Regions from separate parts of the Homo sapiens genome. Here region 1 is linked to region 2. The links are chromatin loops, found by intact Hi-C in ENCODE. Cell type or tissue: PC-3. All regions are shown on one strand. Links, peaks and the distances in the headings refer to the core of each region. The heading gives the core; the rest is flanking DNA. Region 1 has its middle 65 kb from the start of VAX1. Region 2 overlaps SHTN1 (shootin 1).

Region 1 (9,304 bases), core at 328-8,327, 130 kb before region 2:
TCACCTTCTCTTATAGTTCTTCAAAGACGTGCTTCAGGATCTTAATCCCATGTGTTTAAAATGTCCATTGAAAGCTCTGCTCTTGTCTGCAGCTGATCTGGGCATAATGATTTGGCACCCATAGAATGGGAAGTTTGCTAAACTTTAATTTTTCAGTTAGAATTCTGTAAGTTGGACCAGTTGAGATGTCTATAGTGCTGGCTATTGTTTGTGCTGTTAATCGTCGACCTTCTTCGATTAAGGTAAGAATAAATTGTTGCGGGTGGTTTGCTGCTGCGTCTCTTCTTAAAATGAGTTACCCATTGTAAACTGCTGATTTATTTGGGGCATCAAGATAAATACAGTTGATGATTCATCCAAAGTGGAGGCTTGCCCATCTAAATCACTATGTAGCCATAAAAAATGATGAGTTCATGTCCTTTGTAGGGACATGGATGAAGCTGGAAACCATCATTCTCAGCAAACTATCACAAGGACAAAAAACCAAACACCGCATGTTCTCACTCATAGGTGGGAATTGAACAATGAGAACACATGGACACAGGAAGGGGAACATCACACACTGGGGCCTGTTGTGGGGTGGGGGGAGCGGGGAGAGATAGCATTAGGAGATATACCTAATGTTAAATGATGAGTTAATGGGTGCAGCACAGCAACATGGCACATGTATACATATGTAACAAACCTGCACGTTGTGCACATGTACCCTAAAACTTAAAATAATAAAAAAAAAGATTCTCCTCCCTCCTAATAAAAAAAAAAGATTTTGGTGATTGCTCCCAATATCTATGTGATAGTTATCCTTTCTTCTGTGGGCAAACTTCCAGTGAAAACCTTGATTTCCTTAAGTGCCCAGGTAGAGTTATTCTCCACACACATACCTCTATCAAGGTCAGAAGTCACATGTCATTCACTATCTTTCCATCTTAGCTCTTCGTTGTCTTTAGTCAAAATGCAAACTTGTGAGAATCAAACTTCCTTTCATACCTCCTCCTGATCAGCTGTTGGGAAAAGCTGACATATGACCACACTTTCTGCTTATGAAACTCAAGATTTACTTTGCCAACTAAGGAAACCTATTCGTAGAGGTGAAGCATTTTACTATTTTTGATTGCACATTTCTTCTTAAATCGTAAGGGCTTTTGTGCTGGGGGAGCTTAAGATCTAATATGAAAAAATAAAATGAGAGGTACTGAGATGTAAATATACCAGTGAAAGTCCTTAGAACTTTTCTTCCACTAAAATAAAGCAATAAAGTCAGCACACTAAAGGCAACACTAATGAACTTTTATACACCCTAAATTAATAATAATGGATACTGTGCAATTACTTTCCATTTGCCACCCTTTTCTCCAGAAACTTGTAAGTCAATTTCGCTTTAATGAAGATAATGTGTAAATTCAGAGGCGTCTGTATGACCTTGGACAAATTAGTGCGAGGCATATTTTTTCCGGTTCTCTTTCTAAAAGTTAATGTTTTGCAGGTTTTGTGAATCAAAGTTAGTGCTTTTTCCTAGAAGCCCCAACTTTGAGCCAGAGATTCAAAATAACTTTCGATATTTGAAATGATGAAATCTCTTGGTGACTTTCATCCATCCTATCCAGTGCAGCTAAATATGCATTGTAATTTGTGACTTTATATGGAATTATGGTATACATATGTTTATTTGTGCACATTTTTCAGGCAGAGTTGATCATTTCTGTTATAATTTAAATATAAACATGTGTTGATATTCTCAGATGGTGGGTTTGGGAATGGAATAGAGATAAGTGAATGATGGAGGAGATCTGGAGGTCTTTGCAATGAACTCCTAAGAAAGAGAGATGCAGTTGAAGCAAAGAAAACCTGGGCTTTAGTTCAGCACTCTAGCGGACAGCTCCAAGGATGTAACTGTATGTCAAATCAATCCACTCCTTTCTACCCCTACTGTCACTTTCCTAAATTAAACAGTGGTTTCTCTGCCATCAATCTTGTTCAATTCAGTCCATTTTCATATATAATATCTAACATTATCTTTTTTTTTTTTTTTTTTTTGAGACAGGGTCTTGCTTTGTCGCGCAGGCTGGAGTGCAGTGGAACAATCTCAGCTTACTCCAACCTCTGCCTTCCAGGCTCAGGTGATCCTCCTGCCTCAGCCTCCCAAGTAGCTGGGACTACAGGCATGCACCACCACGCCTAGCTAATTTTTTTATTTTTAGTAGAGATAGGGTTCCACTATGTTGCCCAGGCTGGTTTCAAACTCCTGGACTCAAGTGGTCTGCTCACCTTGGCCTCCCAAAGTGCTAGGATTACAGGCGTGAGCCACTGCACCCAGCCTCTAAAGTTATCTTTCTAAAATACAAATCATCCTGTCAGTGTTGCCTAAAATCCTTAAATGGTCTGGACCTGTATGCCTTATCTCTAGCTATTTCCTCCTTACATGATTGTTCTAATTCTACTCTATTTAATGTTATTATTTGCCATGGGTGTTCTCAATTCTTCCTCTAACCCATTCTAACTAATTTCTATTCTTCCTTCAGGTCCTAGTTGAGCCACTACTATAATATCTCTGGTATCTTCCTGACCACTCCCAACCAAGTAGAGTTTCTGGTGTCTTCTTGACCACTCCTAACTCCTAGAATGTTCCTACCATAATGCATATCACACTATGTGGATAATTGCCTCTAATTATTAGTTTGTATTCCCTAGTAGATTGGAAGTTCCATGAAGTCCCAGGCCATGCTTTTCTTGGTCACTGTTGCATCCTCAGTGTCTAACAGAATACCTGGCATTAAGAATTTGCCCGGTATTTATTTGGTAAATAATTGAATGAATGAAGGATCTTGTGATTTCCATGACAGGCTGACCCAAGGCTTTTACCATCTCAAATGCACAAGTTATGTTGCACTGAGATCACTGTAAGATCCAAGAGACAAAACTCAGGGCAGGAATGAACAACTGTGACTCATCAAATCTAGGGAGCCTCTATGTTGAGGGCTGGGCTTGAGAAACACTGATTCTCAGGATGCAGAGTAACTACAATAAAGCAAAGCAGATTCCTAAATACTGTGTTGAAACTCTGGGGAAAGGAGATCTAGAACATTTTTACCAAGCCAGGGGAAAGATAAATGGAAAATAATAGTACAGTTTCCATGTTTTAATAATTTATAATGTGTAAAATTCAGTTATTTATATCTGTATTGTTTTATTTTAGGAAATGCAAAAGAGTCTTTTTCTTCACAATATCTTAATTTTTTTTTCAATCCTAAATTCCCTGAATGTCCTGAGGAACTGAAACTCCTGAAAGACTACTACATTTCTTAATTCCTCAAGTATAGAGCCTTAGCTTTGACCAGGATGACTCTCAGCCGTAGAGAGTACCTGCTATCTGCCCATCCTCCCTACAGACACGGGAGGGCAGTGCAAAAGCAGGTTTATTGTCCCTGGACTTCTTTTGTCTGTCCAAGGTGTTGTAAAAATTTCTACTCCTGCCCTGCCTACTGCTGCATTTCCTGTTCCTAGTCTCAGTTCCCTGTTCTTGTAATTATCTCCAATAGAAATGGCATGGGTTACTAAAATAAAAATACTGTAATTCTGTATTGTTCTGGAAAGTGATATGGAAATTAATTTACATATATCAAAATTGTACAAGAGAGGATCTAAAATTTTTGGTGGTATCACTGAAGTGCAGTGGTTCTTTTTGTGAGTTGTGGATTACTTGAGAATCTGATGAAAGTTATGGATTATCTCCCCAGAAAGATGTACATAAGCACAATTTTGCATATAATTTCAGAAGTCTCATGAAGTATAGATTAAGGATCTCTGCTGGATCTCTTACTGAAGGACTCTTGAATTCTGACAGTTGGGTACTGATGAATGAGAAGAATTGGAGGTGCTATGGCTATGAATTTGTTATTAAACATGAAACGTTTCCAAGGAGTGCACCCTGTCACAGAGTTTGATTATAGGCTTTGACATGTGCTTTATTAAAATTTATGACACCGTTAGCTCAAAAGCTATTAGGGAGTGAACAACAGGGTCATTTGGTGTTTGCTGAGAGTAGTTAGAGACTATTAGCTTTCTAATGAAAAGATAGGATGTACAATTAGAAAAATAAGAATTAGCTAAATTTAGCTAAAGGGGAAAAATGATATGCTTTAAACTAATATTTCCACAATGTCGGGACTTAACGTATAGCATTTTACTCCCCATTCCATTACACCTAGTGCTGCCTCTGCCCCTGCCCCATTCAAAAAAGTCTCATATATTCTGCAATGACTGCAGGCATTCTGGGATATAGGCAGCGGGAGCTCTATTTGTAGAAACCTCAGGGAGCTCTGGAGGGGGACAGTGCCTAGGGGGTACTAATCCTGATGGCTGCCTCAAGGACCATGACAAGATGCAAAAGCCATCCATTGAACTGGCAGAGGGGCAAAGTGGATCTCCAGGTGCTCACCTGAAGGAGACAGAATTAGGGGACACAAATTGGGGCTCAAGAAGAGTTACTGAGTTGTCTTCCAGCCAGTAGCCTCAGGGTTCATGTCAGACTCCTAGAGGAGGGGGCTAAAAATTAAAGCAAATCCAGTGAGGAGAGGTGGCATCACCCATACTTTGATGTTGGTATGTTCTGGATGTTAGGCTAATCAATGAAATGCAAAAGTGGCACTGCTTTTATCCTCCTCACCTGCAAACGTTCTCCTCCCCTCTAACTTCTGTGACATATTGGAAATGCACTATAATATGGTAGTTAAGTGGCTCAGCCACTTACCAGCTATGTGACCATTGCACATCATCTATCTGCTTAGCTTCTCATCTATAAAATGGCTAAATAATAGTATGTACTTCATAGAGTTATTATGAGAATTAAATGAAATAATGCACATAAGTAGTACAGTGCCTGCTGCCTAGTAAGCAATTAATAAATGCTTGCCGTTTTTGTAGTTATTTGGACATCTACTCTTCCCTACTAAGCTGATTTCTCTTCTTCCTCAGGAACACCAATTATTCTTAGGTTTGGTCGTTTAACATAATCCCAAATTTCTTGGAGCCTTTGTATTTTCTTATTCTTTTTTCTTTGTCTTTGTTGGATTGGGTTAATTCGAAGACCTTGTCTTTGAGCTCTGAATTTCTTTCTTTTACTTGTTCAATTCTATTGCTGAGACTTTCCAGAGCATTTTGCATTTCTGTAAGTGTGTCCAATGTGTCCTGAACTTTTGATATTTTTTTATTTATGCTATCTATTTCCTTAAATTTTTCTCCCTTCACTTCTTGTATCATTTTTTGGATTTCCTTGCATTGGGCTTTGCCTTTCTCTGGTGCCTCCCAGATTAGCTTAATAACTAACCTCCTAAATTCTTTTTCAAGTAAATCAGGGATTTCTTCTTGGTTTGGATCCATTGCTCGTGAGCTAGTGTGATTTTTGGGGGTGTTAAAGAGCCTTGTTTTGTCATATTACCAGAGTTGGTTTTCTGGTTTCTTCTCATTTGGGTAGACTGTCAGAGGGAAGGTCTAGGGTTGAAGGCTGTTTTTCAGATTCCTTTGTCCCATGGGGTGTTCCCCTGATGTGGTACTCTCCCCCTTTTCCTATGGATGTCACTTCCTGAGAGCCAAGCTGTAGTGATTGTTATCTCTCTTCTGGGTCTAGCCACCTAGCAAGTCTACCAGGCTCTGGGCTTGTACTGGGGGTTGTCTGCACAGAGTCCTGTGATGTGAACCGTCTATGGGTCTCTTGGCTGTGGATACCAGCACAGTATTTGGGATGTCTCCTGGGTCCTGCAGGAGCAGTCCACTTCTTTCAGAGGGTGTGTGGGTCCTCTCGGGTTTCTTGATTTATTCCTGCCGTCATTCTGGAGCTAAAATTCACGATGTGGGCCTCTACACACTGCTCTGTCGTTCTGAGCTGGAGCTGCAATCTAGTCCTCTTCCCGTCTGCTATGATGGAACCACAATCACAAAGTCCCACAATAGGCCATCTGTAAGTGGAGGAGCAAGGAAAGCCAGTCCAAGTCCCAAAACTGAAGAACTTGTAATCCAATGTTTGAGGCCAGGAAGCATCCAGCACAGGAGAAAGATGTAGGCTGGGAGGCTAGGCCAGTCTATTCTTTTCCCATCCGCATATTTGAACTAAATTTTTCTTCATTCACTGTAGTCAAAATTGGCCCAAAGTAAGAAATACCAGCTTGACATACACAGTAAAGTACAAATTGCAAATTTCCTGTCAGGAACAAAGTCTTAGATATTAATTTCACAGAATGAAAGTCCTTAGAAAAGGTCTGCATCTTATTTGAGCTAACAAATTACTGTCTTTCACAAGAAAACCACAGGAATTTGAATTTCGGTATTATCAGATGCTCCTTGTTAGCTCAAATACAATTTGCAGTGACATATACAACAGCAGGATTTGCAACAGGATTCTAGGTCTCCTGCCCGCCTCGGCCTCCCAAAGTGCTGGGGTTACAGGCATGAGCCACCGCACCCAGCCAGGATTCTAGGTCTCAAGATAACTCCAACAGTTTTCTGGCAGCCTAGTAGACTGTTATAATAAGCAGAGCAAGTGGCTGACTAAATTATGTGATTTGAGGCCCCAAAAGCCCAGCCCTGATGGCTGGCCAGGAGTCAAGAATCTCACGGTCTAAAACACCTCACAAGTTTATCAACAAATGTGGAAGGACTTTAGAGACAGAACAGGAATAAATGCCATTTCTGTCACTCATTAGCTATGTGATCTTGGGCTAATTTCTTAATTTCACTTTGCCCCAGTTTCCTCATTTATGTGATGAGAATAGCAATATTCACTGAGCTGACTTATTGAGTAATGCTATTAGCGGTCCTAGCATAGTTCCTGACATGCAGATTTCATTTCCTTCACTATCTAATCACCATTTATAGGGCCAGAAAACAGAGAGTATTTCCTGCTTTGATCTTGTTTTGACATTATAGTTACACAGGAGATTCTGAAGATAGACTTTCAAATATAATAAAATTAAATATTTCACCAATGCAAAGTGTCAAACATGAGGAAACATCATAATTATTGATAGCAAGAGAGCACAGAAAATTACTTTAAAAAGACAATTAAAACTCATTTTGCTTAAATCTTGTAAAATGGCATTTTATGAAATTACATTTTATTTATTCATGTAAGATAATTGCTGCTTTATTGTTAAAGGTAGGAAAATATACATAAATAAAACATTTTTAAAATTAAGAAAAATTATATTTTAGTTGATATCTCCAAGCCTCTTTCTGAGAAAAAAAAATCTCTAAGCCTATTTTGGATCCTTATAAAACCAACATCTATGCAACTGCTACAGGGCCCTCTGTTTGTGGGCTGGTGAAGATGATGCAGCCTTCTCTTCTGGGTTTAATGCCCCCTGAGTGGCATTCTCCCTCCACTTTATCCCTACTAAAGCCTGCTTTTAGGAAAAGAAAAAGAAAGGATTCGACGTTGAATTCCAGTAAATCTAGGTGAATGAACTGAGAGCCAAGAGGAAGATTTACCGCCAAACTGATCTCTTGCATCCACTCAGGGTGCCGCTGTGGCACCCTGAGTGGATGCAAGTCAGGCGTGATCTCAAGAACCTGAGTAGCCCTGCGTGCTTCTTCTCTGAAAAAGAAGCTATCCTGCCTGCTTACCAAAATGTGGAAAGTTATTTTTTATTGTTAGAGATAGCTTTGAAAAATATAAATACCTCTTAGAAAATAGACCAGAATGACTAAAACTCATTAAAAAAATTAAGTGACTGCAACTCGTTAAATTCTGGGCAGTTATTTTGCTGGGAATAAGGAAGGTGAGGGGGAAAAAAAGCATAGAACACAAAGAGAAAAGCAGATAGAGGAAAGGAGCCCCCAAGAGTCAATAGGGACTTCAAAAGAAAATCTCCGGCTGTGGTTTTAAACTAGAATCTGGAGTTATCAAATTTTTTAATTCTAGCGATAAACTATGATTTAAACAAGAACTCCCCACTCCACACACACACACATAAGAATAGAAAAAATGTATACCTCCCATATCCACTTAGTGGTAGTTTGCAGCCATTTGACTAACATGCTTAATATTGACTTCGGGGTCCATTATGGGCATCAATGCAGCAGGCTGGATTTTTTTTTTTTTAGCAGTTTGATTTTTAAGACTTTCCCATGGCTTTTAATACTTTTTTTGATTCATCTTCATTATGGATTTTAAAAGCAAAGGTCTTTACTTACCTTGAAAGTACTACTTTTTCTATCATCGTAGTTCCTTGCTAATGGGTTTCTGAATTCCAATTTCATTACTTAATTTTTATAGAACTCTACTCCCTTTATTATTACATTTGCCTTTGTAATATGTACAATCTGTTGGCTAGATATAACAGGGCTTTAAATATTTTCCCTGTGTACCATTAATAAAAATTGGTTGCTGATTCATTTGCTTTGCAGAATAAATCACTGTCTCATCCATGCCCAACAGAAAAATGGCATGTGTTATCTCCTGATTATACTCACTAGCTGTTTTGCTCTGATCTCTCTTCTCCTCTACACTAGTGAAGATAAAATGTTCTTAGTTATAGAGAGGAAACAAGCAGAGTGGTAAAGCCACTTGGACTTTATAAATGTAATAGTAATAATTTACTTAATAATAGTAATGTAACACTTGACAGTTTACTGAAGACCTTCATTTATATTATCTGGTTTGAATCCTGAAGGGTTATAAATGTGACCTACACAAGTTCATGATTAGTAAGTAAGGGAGGCCGCCCTTTCTTTCCTTTAATCAGGCTCAAGTATTTTTCCATCTAATGAACCAAAATCTTTCTCAGTTCCACATTCTTTTTTAGCTACAGCTCTCCTCACCTCCCCTTCAGAGCCAGGCCACTTGAGAGTGATCTATACATCTTTCACCTCTTCCTCACTTCCCACTCGTTCTTCAGCTTGCTCTAATCCGAGATTGGTGCCCACTACTATATTGGGCGGACCCAGTAAAGATCGATGCAACCTTCTGCTTCCTAAATGCAGTGAATACTTTTCAGTCCTTCTTTTACTTGATTTCTCTATATTACTTGACATTATTGATTATTCCTGCCTTCTTACAACTAACTCTTCCCTTGGCTTCTGAGACCTCACTGTCTTCTGGTTTTCTCCTACTTTTGCAGCAGAGTTTTCATGGTCTTTTCAGTGACTCCTGTTCCTCTGCTTTTTCCTTAAATATGGAGATTTCCTCGGGAGGCCAGTTTCCATTCACCTCCCTTTCCTTTTTCTTCCCTTTTCTTGTCATCCCAGAGCAAGTTTATCCATTTCTCACTGTTTCCTATATAGGTAGATGATTCTTTAAAAAAACTGTCTCAGA
Region 2 (9,304 bases), core at 597-8,596:
AGACAAGACCTAACTCTGTCACACTCAGGCTGGAGTGCAGTGGCATGATCACAGCTCACTGCCGCCTCAACCTCCCAGGCTCAAATGATCCTCCTGCCTCAGCCTCCCAAATAGCTGAGAGTACAGGCATGCGTCACCACGCCTGCCTGATTTTTAAAAATTTTTATAGAGATGTGGGTTCCTGTATTTCCCAGGCTTACCTTGAACTCCTGGACTTGAATGATCTTCCCACCTTGGCCTCCCAAAGTGCTGGGACCACCAATGCAAGCCGCTGCCCTGGCCTCTTTTTCCTTTTGAACTGTCTTTCAGAACAAGACCCTCACAATTGCCTTTTATTTGCACGAGGCTTCAAGGATTTGCCTTCACAGTCTTGATTCTGGATTTAATTTGTATCAGTGGTTCTTAGATTCTGTAGCCCAGCACTTCCCAACTGATGTGCCAACTGCAGCTTGATAAAGTGACTTATGAGCATGCCAACGTATTGATCCTGTCAGTGAGCAGCCTCATCCAGTTACCTCAGTTTGCACACACATATTGTCATTTTCTTGGAGGCCATGATGTAAAAAAGGTTGGAAAGCAGTGTCTGCCAACTTCCCAGCCTGAGCTCCTTTTATTATTGTGGCAAAACATTGTAACGAATGGGAAGAAGGAAGATGATATTTTGGAAAGGACCTTACCGTTGGACAATGTGTACCAGTTACTAATTTAAACCAAAACCAAAAATAAAGCCTACACTAAAAGAACCAGTTAATAGATTATCTGGAGGTGCTGATGGATTCAGAGCCACTTTCAGGACCATTATCTTTGTTTCTTAGTGTGCTCTGTTCCTCAGTTGTGATTATTTACTGATGATTCTCTCGCTTCCCACTTAGAGGTATTATTGGAAGACAATTCAACAATTATTTTTATTATGGCTATTTCAGACATCTGAGAAGGCATAATGAACAAAATAATGGGGCTGAGTTCAGTGGCTCACGCCTGTAATCCTAGCACTTTGGGAGGCCGAGGCAGGAGGATCACTTGAGCCCAGGAGTTGGAGATCAGCAAGACCTCCTAGCAAGACCTCGTCTCTCAAAAAAATTTTTAAAAATATTAGCCAGGCATGGTGGCATGTGCCTGTAGTCCCAGCTACTCAGAGGGCTGAGGTGGGAGGATTGCTTGAACCCAGGAGTTCCAGGCTGCAATGAGCTATGATCGTATTACCACCCTCCAGCCTGAGTGACAGACTGAGACCCTGTCTCTAAAAAAATTATTTTTAATGAACATCCATATACCTGCTACCCAACTTAATTCACAGAATATTAGCATGGTGATGAAAGCCCTGGTGTAACTCTTTCTGGTTGCATACTCCTTGCTCCCTGCCCAGTTTCCCTAAACAACTGTTATTCTGAACTTGGTGTTTATCATGTCAGTGCATATATTTACATGTTCACTACAATACATAGTATTTTGAGTGTTTTTAAATATTATAAACATGCCTGCTTTCTAAATTCAATATATTTGAGATTTATCTTCTACCTTGATATATGTAGCTTTACTTTATGTTCTTTTTTTTTAAAAAAACTTTTCTATAGTATTCTCTTTCGTTGATAGACATCAAAAGTTACTTCAGAAATTTAAATTTTTGTGGGAGTATTTATATGTGTTTTATTTAAGCCAAGAGTCATCAGAGTTCAAAGTCTTATTTTAAAAGTTCATGTTCATCTTACTTAAGTCAAAAATAATCAGCATTTTTATTTTATTGTATTTTATTTAAATTATTATACTTTAAGTTCTAGGGCACATGTGCACAATGTGCAGGTTTGTTACATATGTATACATGTGCCATGTTGGTGTGCTGCACCCATTAACTTGTCATTTACATTAGGTATATCTCCTAATGCTAATCAACATTTAAAATGAATACCAAAATTGAGTATCGGATCTTGACTAAATGATTCTTGTATTTTCTGGGTGATCTTTAGTTGGATTTTTGCATTAAAAATATGAATCATGGCTGGGTATGGTGGCTCACGCCTGTAATCCCAGCACTTCGGGAGGCTGAAGCAGGAGGATTGCTTGAGCCCAGGAGTTCGAGACCAGCCTCGGCAACATAGGAGACCCCATCTCTATATTCTTTGTTTTTTTTTAATTAAAAAAATATGTATCATATACATTGGATGGCTAGCATACTGTTATGTTTAGGTGCCAGTGCCAACTGGAATATATAAATAAGTTCTGTACCAGGTATACATCCTAACTTAAATAGCTATCCTTGAAGCTTTAAAGAAGAGCTTTAATAAAAAGTCCTAACACATTGAAACCAATTTCTGCTTTAAATTGTAACTTCATGTTGAAAGTTGAACAGCAATTGAGTATCACACATTGCCATATGTCCTGTTTTACAATTTTTGGTGTTTTCTCCCCTCAAAATTTCACATTTTTAGGTAAATAAAGTTAAACAAGAAAAGACTGTTTTAAATTCAGAAGTTCTTGAACAGAGAAAAGTCTTAGAAAAATGCAATAGAGGTAAGTCTGTCCAGTCTTTTTTTCTCAAATACGTATGCGGTGTGTTCTGTTTGCATATATTGTGTGTCATTTTACACCTGTGCCTAAATATGACTGTAAATAAAATCTTCTCCTATATTGTGATTTTCTAGCATTGTGTCTCTCCCATTTCCATTGTTTTATTACCCAACTTAGAGTCTGGGGACATCTAAAAGTGATTTCACTTGAGGAACAAGGAACCCACTCATTTTGAAACTTCAAACCGAAATACTATTTCTGTCTTACATATATCCAGGGATCATGGCCTTTTTAGCTCTCCCCTCAGCATTTATATGTTTGGTAGGTTATTTAGTAAATCTCAATCCAGAAGAGGTTAGGCTGTCTACATAAAACATGTAACATTATGTGATGAAATTTTAAATTAAGAGGATGTGGAAAAAGGGATAAAGGAAAGTAAGAGTTAGATTGGTATACAAAGTGCATACTTGTTCTGAGGTCTTGCACATTTCCTGCCTGTGTGTTTGAAATCTGGTTCTGAGCTGTCTGACAGTCAGTGCAATAAGAGATTGATGATCATTTAAATGAATCACATGAAAATGAACCTAATGATCAGGAAAAGCAGACCTGCTCTCCTGGTGAGAGGGAAGTGTCTCCAGTGGCTATATCCAGAGAAAACTTTGTGTACTTTGGGCAACAGTGACTTTATCCATCTAGTTATAAAACACAGCATCAGCTCTCATCGGGGCTGTTTCATGTATCTCCCAGTTTAAGACAAGGAAGTGATGCCAAAGTGTAGTTCTGCAAAAATAATTCTGGAAGTGGTAAGAAGAACTTAATATACTTTCTGTTCTCTCTTTTTCCCTCAGTCACTCTCTTTCCTTGTTTAGAAGCTGCAACACTAACAGGAAACCTTTGCGACCCAGGGCCTTCCCTATTGTTATTGGTGGTAGCTGTCAATCTTTTTGTGATTCATCAACTGGGAATTTTTTTTGTAAATAAAGGACCTTGTAGTTAAATGTGGGCAATATGCTGGATTGTAACATTTCTCCAAGTCTTTCTGTATTTAAAGATAGAAATGGTGTAGAATTTTCAGTCTTGATTCACTGTGCTAGGAAAAGGGTTCTGCAAGGATTAATCATGTAGATCTTGCCTTCAGAGAGTCCCCTGTCTAGGAAGAGAGAAAAATTATATAAATAAATACCTGACTAGGACCAACCTGATTTCTTTCAGATTCCAAGTCAGAAGGGCCAGGACACGTGAAAATTCCCTTTTTATTATAGTGTTCTGGACATAGAAAAGAGAGTCAATTATCTTGCCTGGGCTTCAGATCGTCATAGTGTTCTTTGTTTTCTTCATGAAATTTCTTGTTTAAATAGGCTTGAAAATCATTTAGCTCTCAGGGACCTATAATTCACACCAAAAAATCACCACTCTTATTGCTTTACTTATTAGTCTTTCATCTGAAGAGGCTGTAGATTGAGTACAGAGTTTGAAATTCTATGTCATTACGCAGCAAACCAGTCCTTAAGTCAGTTAGGATTGAAGTGCCCTGGTGGAGCAGTGTGTGAAGGCAGCTGTTAAGAGAGCCTTTTGAAAGATTTTGTTGGTATGACTCAGCTCAGGGTGGAGGTGACTCACCAGAAGTGGATGGACAGTGTGCTGTCTGCCCAGCTTGTGCCTAATATCTAATGGTATCGTCACTCCCTCTGTCCTGTCATTATCACTATTTAACAAAATAGGCCACTGAATGTTGAAAATAGCAAAGAATTTATATTACTTTTATTTGACAGGACCTTTTGAAGCTTTCGGTCTTGCAGTAACTCCTTGGTACAAAGCTCTGATTCTTTGGTTCTGAATGCATCTAAGGCTGTTTCTCTCCTTTGTAAATATGGAGAACACTTAAAAATAACTTATATGTCCAGGCGCGGTGGCTCACACCTGTAATCCCAGCACTTTGGGAGGCTGAGGTGGGCGGATTACTTGAGATCAGGAGTTTGAGACCAGCCTGGCCAACATGGTAAAACCTCGTCTCTACTGAAATACAAAAATTAGCCAGATATGGTGGCACGCACCTGCCTGTAATCCCAGCTACTCAGGAGGCTGAGGCAGGAGAATCACTTGAACCTAGGAGGCGGAGGTTGCAGTGAACCAAGATTGCACCACTGCCTTCCAGCCTGGGCGACAGACATAGTGAGACTCCATCTCTCAAAAAATAAATAAATAAATAAATAAAACATATATATATATTATATATATAAATCATTTTATATATTTATATATAAATCATTTTATATATTTATATATAAATCATTTTATATATTTATATATAAATCATTTTATATATTTATATATAAATCATTTTATATATTTATATATAAATCATTTTATATATTTATATATAAATCATTTTATATATTTATATATAAATCATTTTATATATTTATATATAAAATATTTACATTTTATACATATGTATATACATATACATAATTTATACATTTATTTACATTTAATATTATATATAATACATATATTTTTATACATAAAAATGTATATATTCAGGTAGTATACTTTTTTTGGTGGAAAATTTAGATTCATGTAAGGAAAGAAAAAAATCTCAACCTTTACAATCCAGAGATAAGCACTAGTACCATTTTAGTGTATATTCTTCCAATCTTAAAAAAAACTCTCTCTACATATATACATATTAAATGTTTTGTTAAATATGTTTATATATATATTTATATATATATGGAAGACAGAGGAAATACCAGTAAAAGGAATCTCTTTATACTTGCTGGTACCTTACAAACCCATGAACATCCCTCTCTACTCTTACCCCTCCCTTGAATTTTTATTATTTCCTTTCTTTTATTTGTAGTTTTGCCAAATATGTCTATATCTCTAAACAGCATTGTTTAATTTTGCATATTTTTGAACTCTATGTAAATGGAATCATTTTTCCTGTAACCTTCTGCAACTTTTTGTGTTTGTGAGATTCATGCATGTGGACAGGCATAGCTGTGGTATGTTTGTTTTCACTGCTATATACTATTCCATTAGATGACTACACTAAAATTATTTTAAGTAGTATCCTATTGGTAGACTTTGGGCTGTTTCCATATTTCTGCTATTCTGAGTCATGCTGTTATAAAAAATGTTAGACATGTCATCTGGTGCACATGTCCAAGAGTTGCTTTAAGACACATGCCAAATGTCAAATTTTATCTTCAGTTTTTTTTCACTGCATACCAAATTTAATAAAACCATGCTTTAAAATTTTTACCAGTTGCCTCTTGGATGGGTGTAAGAAGTGTTTTTACTCTGCATTTCCTTGATTCCTAATGAAGATGAGCATCTTTCCACATGTTTATTGGCCTTTTGTATATTTTCTATTCTGTGAAATGGCTGTTGATGTGCTTTATCTGTGGCTTTTAAAGAACAAAAATGAATTCACTTTGCACTAATTTTTGCAATCTATTTTTAAAAATACATCACAGATGTCTTTCCATTTACTAAGTATGCTTCTACAATATAATTTTGATGGCAGAATAATATTTCTTGTACTACAATTTACTCATTCTTCTGTGTTAGAGTATTATGTCATTTCACTTTTATCAGCAATGAGGTAGAGAGCATCCTTGCAACCAAATGTCTGTATATGCTCATGTGTTACAATCTTAGCATATGCATTCCTGGAAGTGGGATTATTCAAAGTGTATGAATAGTTTTAGATTTTTGATTCACGTTGCCAAGTTGCTCTCCAAAAAGGTTTTATCAGTTTGTATGCCAACCAGGAATGCATGAGGGTACCTGTATGCTGGTATGAAAAATCTTTTCAACACTGTTTTTCATCCATATTCCTGATTATTTGTGTGACTTATTGTCTGGGTTTTTTTTTTCCTTTATCTTCTTAAGTGTCCATGTTAGCTGTAGAAGAGTATGAGGAGATGCAAGTAAACCTGGAGCTGGAGAAGGACCTTCGAAAGAAAGCAGAGTCATTTGCACAAGAGGTGGGTATCTTGTAAAAATCTTATTTTTTTTCTTGAGACAGAGTCTCGCTCTGTCACCAGGCTGGAGTGCAGTGGCGCAATCTCGGCTCACTGCAACCTCCGACTCCCTGATTCAAGCGATTCTCATGCCTCAGCCCCCCGAGTAGCTGGGATTACAGGCACACGCCACCGTGCCCAGCTAATTTTTGTATTTTTATTAGAGATGGGGTTTCACCATGTTGACCAGGATGGTCTTGATCTCCTTATCTCGTGATCTGCTCGCCTTGGCCTCCCAAAGTGCTCCCAAAGTGAGCCACCGTGCCCAGCCGTAAAAACCTTTTGAATTTTTGTTTTGTAAGGGACCTTGCAGACGACATATCAGACAAATTCTTGAGGTTGAATAAGAACTTACCAGTTTGAATTAAGGATCTGCTGGTTTAGGGAGGCAGATATAGAATAGTATCAAGTTCATTGTCAAAAGATCTGGGCTCAAATTTTGGCCATGTCAGTTACTAGTTGTAGTAGTGTATGACCTCTGAGCAATTCTTCAGCCTCTCAGGGCTTCACTTTTACCATCTGTAAAATGGACAATAATACAGACCTGACCAAGTGGATTTTAATGGCAAAATTTAAAAAAAGTGTTGTATAAACTATAAAATGCTATGTAAGGGAAAGGAATTGCATTTGGAGACAACCCATGACTTGTGATGGAAAGTCCAACTTGGGTACAAGATGCCTGTACATTTCAAATAGGCTTAAAATCTGGGATGTATCTCCATATACCATCTCAGATAACAGTATTATGGTATCAGTATTTCTCTTCAGCCATTGTGCAGTGCTGTCATTATGCCAGGAAGTTCTTCCACTGGCTGTGGAACACTGCCATGTAGTACATTCATTATCTCAGCGTTTCACCAGCCTACTGATCTTCCTCTTATGTTAGAGATCAGCTTTGAATCTCTTGTTCCGGCTTACCTGTTGACATGCAGTCGTTGGGTCTTCCATGGCCCTGGGGCTCATCCAGGGGGATGAGGAGTTCACCAATGGGCTAAACTCAAAAGCTGGTCTGCAATGAGATCTCCATCCTGTGGGTGTAGTTTGAATTTGTGTGCATACTGTAGGTTGAAGGAAGATAGCTCAGGAAATGTAAAACAGTCCTAGGTAGAGGTATCCAAGGCATAGAAGGAAGACAAAGCATGGCATTAGGGGAATGACATTTGAAAATCCAATGATGGTTTTGTGGGGGTCTTTCTGTGCTTGAGCATAGCTGTGCTAGCAGTGAACTCTACCGAAGGTTTAGGCCAAGTAGATCTGATTTGAAATATTATGATTCGTTTTATTTAGAGAGTTTAATGAAAGGTGAGTAAATATTTTTCTCTTATTACTTGGAAGAAAGAAAAAAGAATTGAAGTGTGTCAGAGCTCTCTGGAAAACGTTGGAGCAATATAAATAATGCAGTGAAATAAACAGTGGAGGGGGAGGGGAAGCAGGGATAATGTGAAGATGCCTTTATTGCAAAACTGGAAAGGTCGGCTGATTTTGACCTGAATAGCAGGTCTCATTTCAAGACATGTTCAGTTTTCCATCTGTTGTTTGCACAATGATGTTAGAATACAAAGCAGCTCAAAGAAAAACTTGAAGGCCATGTGGTAGCAGAGAAGACAGATGGAAGAAGCAAGGTTGCAGTAAGAAGACAAAAATGAATGATTGACTCTGCTGTTCACCTGGTCTTCAGTCTTAGTGGTTGGTGGAAACAATAATGCTGACATGTTAACCCAGAATGAGAAGGTAGAAGTTTGAGGAGAGAAAGAAAGCAAGAGCAATGGTACTTACGTTATTGGCAGCATAAATATTTGCAGTGGCACTCAACAATTTTACAATATCTAGATTCAATCTACACAATAGTGAGAAGAAAACTTTTTTTTAAAAAATAGCACCACGTTGGAACTAGTATATTTTCCTTTTTACAAAGTTTATGCATTCTCAGGTTTTCAACAGGTAAGTACTGCACAAAGACACATAACTTAGTTTAACAACAGAGTCCCATTCTTTTGCATTTTACTTACCACTTAGGGCATGCAGCAAACATCTTACTGTGCCAGACACTGTGCTGACATTGGGAATCCAGTGGTGAAGAAAGCAAATGTGAGCCCTACCCTCTTGGAGCTTATAGTCTAGAGCCTTAGAAATCAATTTTTAAGGTTAATTTACTTTATATTTTTAATTAAAAAGGAGTATGTGTGCCTTGCACAAAGATACAAATATTTTCTAAATGTATAAAATAAAAATTGAAAGTTACCCCCCATTCTTAACTCCCGCTAGTTCATTTAAAAAACAAAACCAAAAACTTAATCCCCCTCAACAAGAAAACTATCAGTTGTCTTCATAACTATATTAAAATTTTAAATTTCTTCAACATAATTAAATTTTTTGACCAGGCATGGTGGCTCACGTCTGTAATCCAAGCACTTTGGGAGGCCGAGGCGGGGGGATCAATTGAGGCCAGGAGTTCAAGACCAACCTGGCCAACATAGTGAAACCCCATCTCTACTAAAAATACACAGATTAGCCAGGCATGGTGGCAGGCACCTGTAGTCCCAGCTACTTGGGAGGCTGAGGCACGAGAATCACTTGAACCTGAGAGGCAGAGGTTGCAGTGAGCCGAGATTGTGCCACTGCACTCCAGCCTGGGTGCCAGAGCGAGACTCCATCTCAAAAAAAAAAAAAAATTACTGTAATCATAATGGTCACCCAAAACAATTCATTTTAATTAAATCACTGGTCTGAAGTTTAAGATACTGTGATGAAATATTGATTACTCTTTC

What was found. A loop is a pair of places that touch in the nucleus more often than their neighbours do. Peaks named below come from ENCODE experiments on the same cell type or tissue, not always from the same donor. Only the 100,000 strongest peaks of a DNase experiment are listed, where the experiment ranks them.
Region 1: it touches region 2 in a loop (4-fold over the local background); 5 of 110 quality-filtered maps call a loop at or near these places.

Annotation. Positions count from the first base shown.
Region 1 is chr10:117,068,913-117,078,216 of GRCh38, reverse strand. It overlaps a transcript of SHTN1 not described here. Among named protein-coding and RNA genes, the nearest start is that of VAX1, 65 kb to the left of the region's middle. In PC-3, for the core only: a CTCF peak has its summit at 3,377 (motif pointing right); no DNase peak of the experiment used is centred there; H3K27ac peaks cover 48 bases.
Region 2 is chr10:116,942,120-116,951,423 of GRCh38, reverse strand. SHTN1 (shootin 1) reads left to right here. Exons shown (of 17, transcript NM_001127211.3): 7 at 2,427-2,508; 8 at 6,406-6,500. Among named protein-coding and RNA genes, the nearest start is that of SHTN1, 58 kb to the left of the region's middle. In PC-3, for the core only: no CTCF peak of the experiment used is centred there; DNase peaks (open chromatin) are centred at 3,413 and 4,083; H3K4me3 peaks cover 1,004 bases; H3K27ac peaks cover 1,480 bases.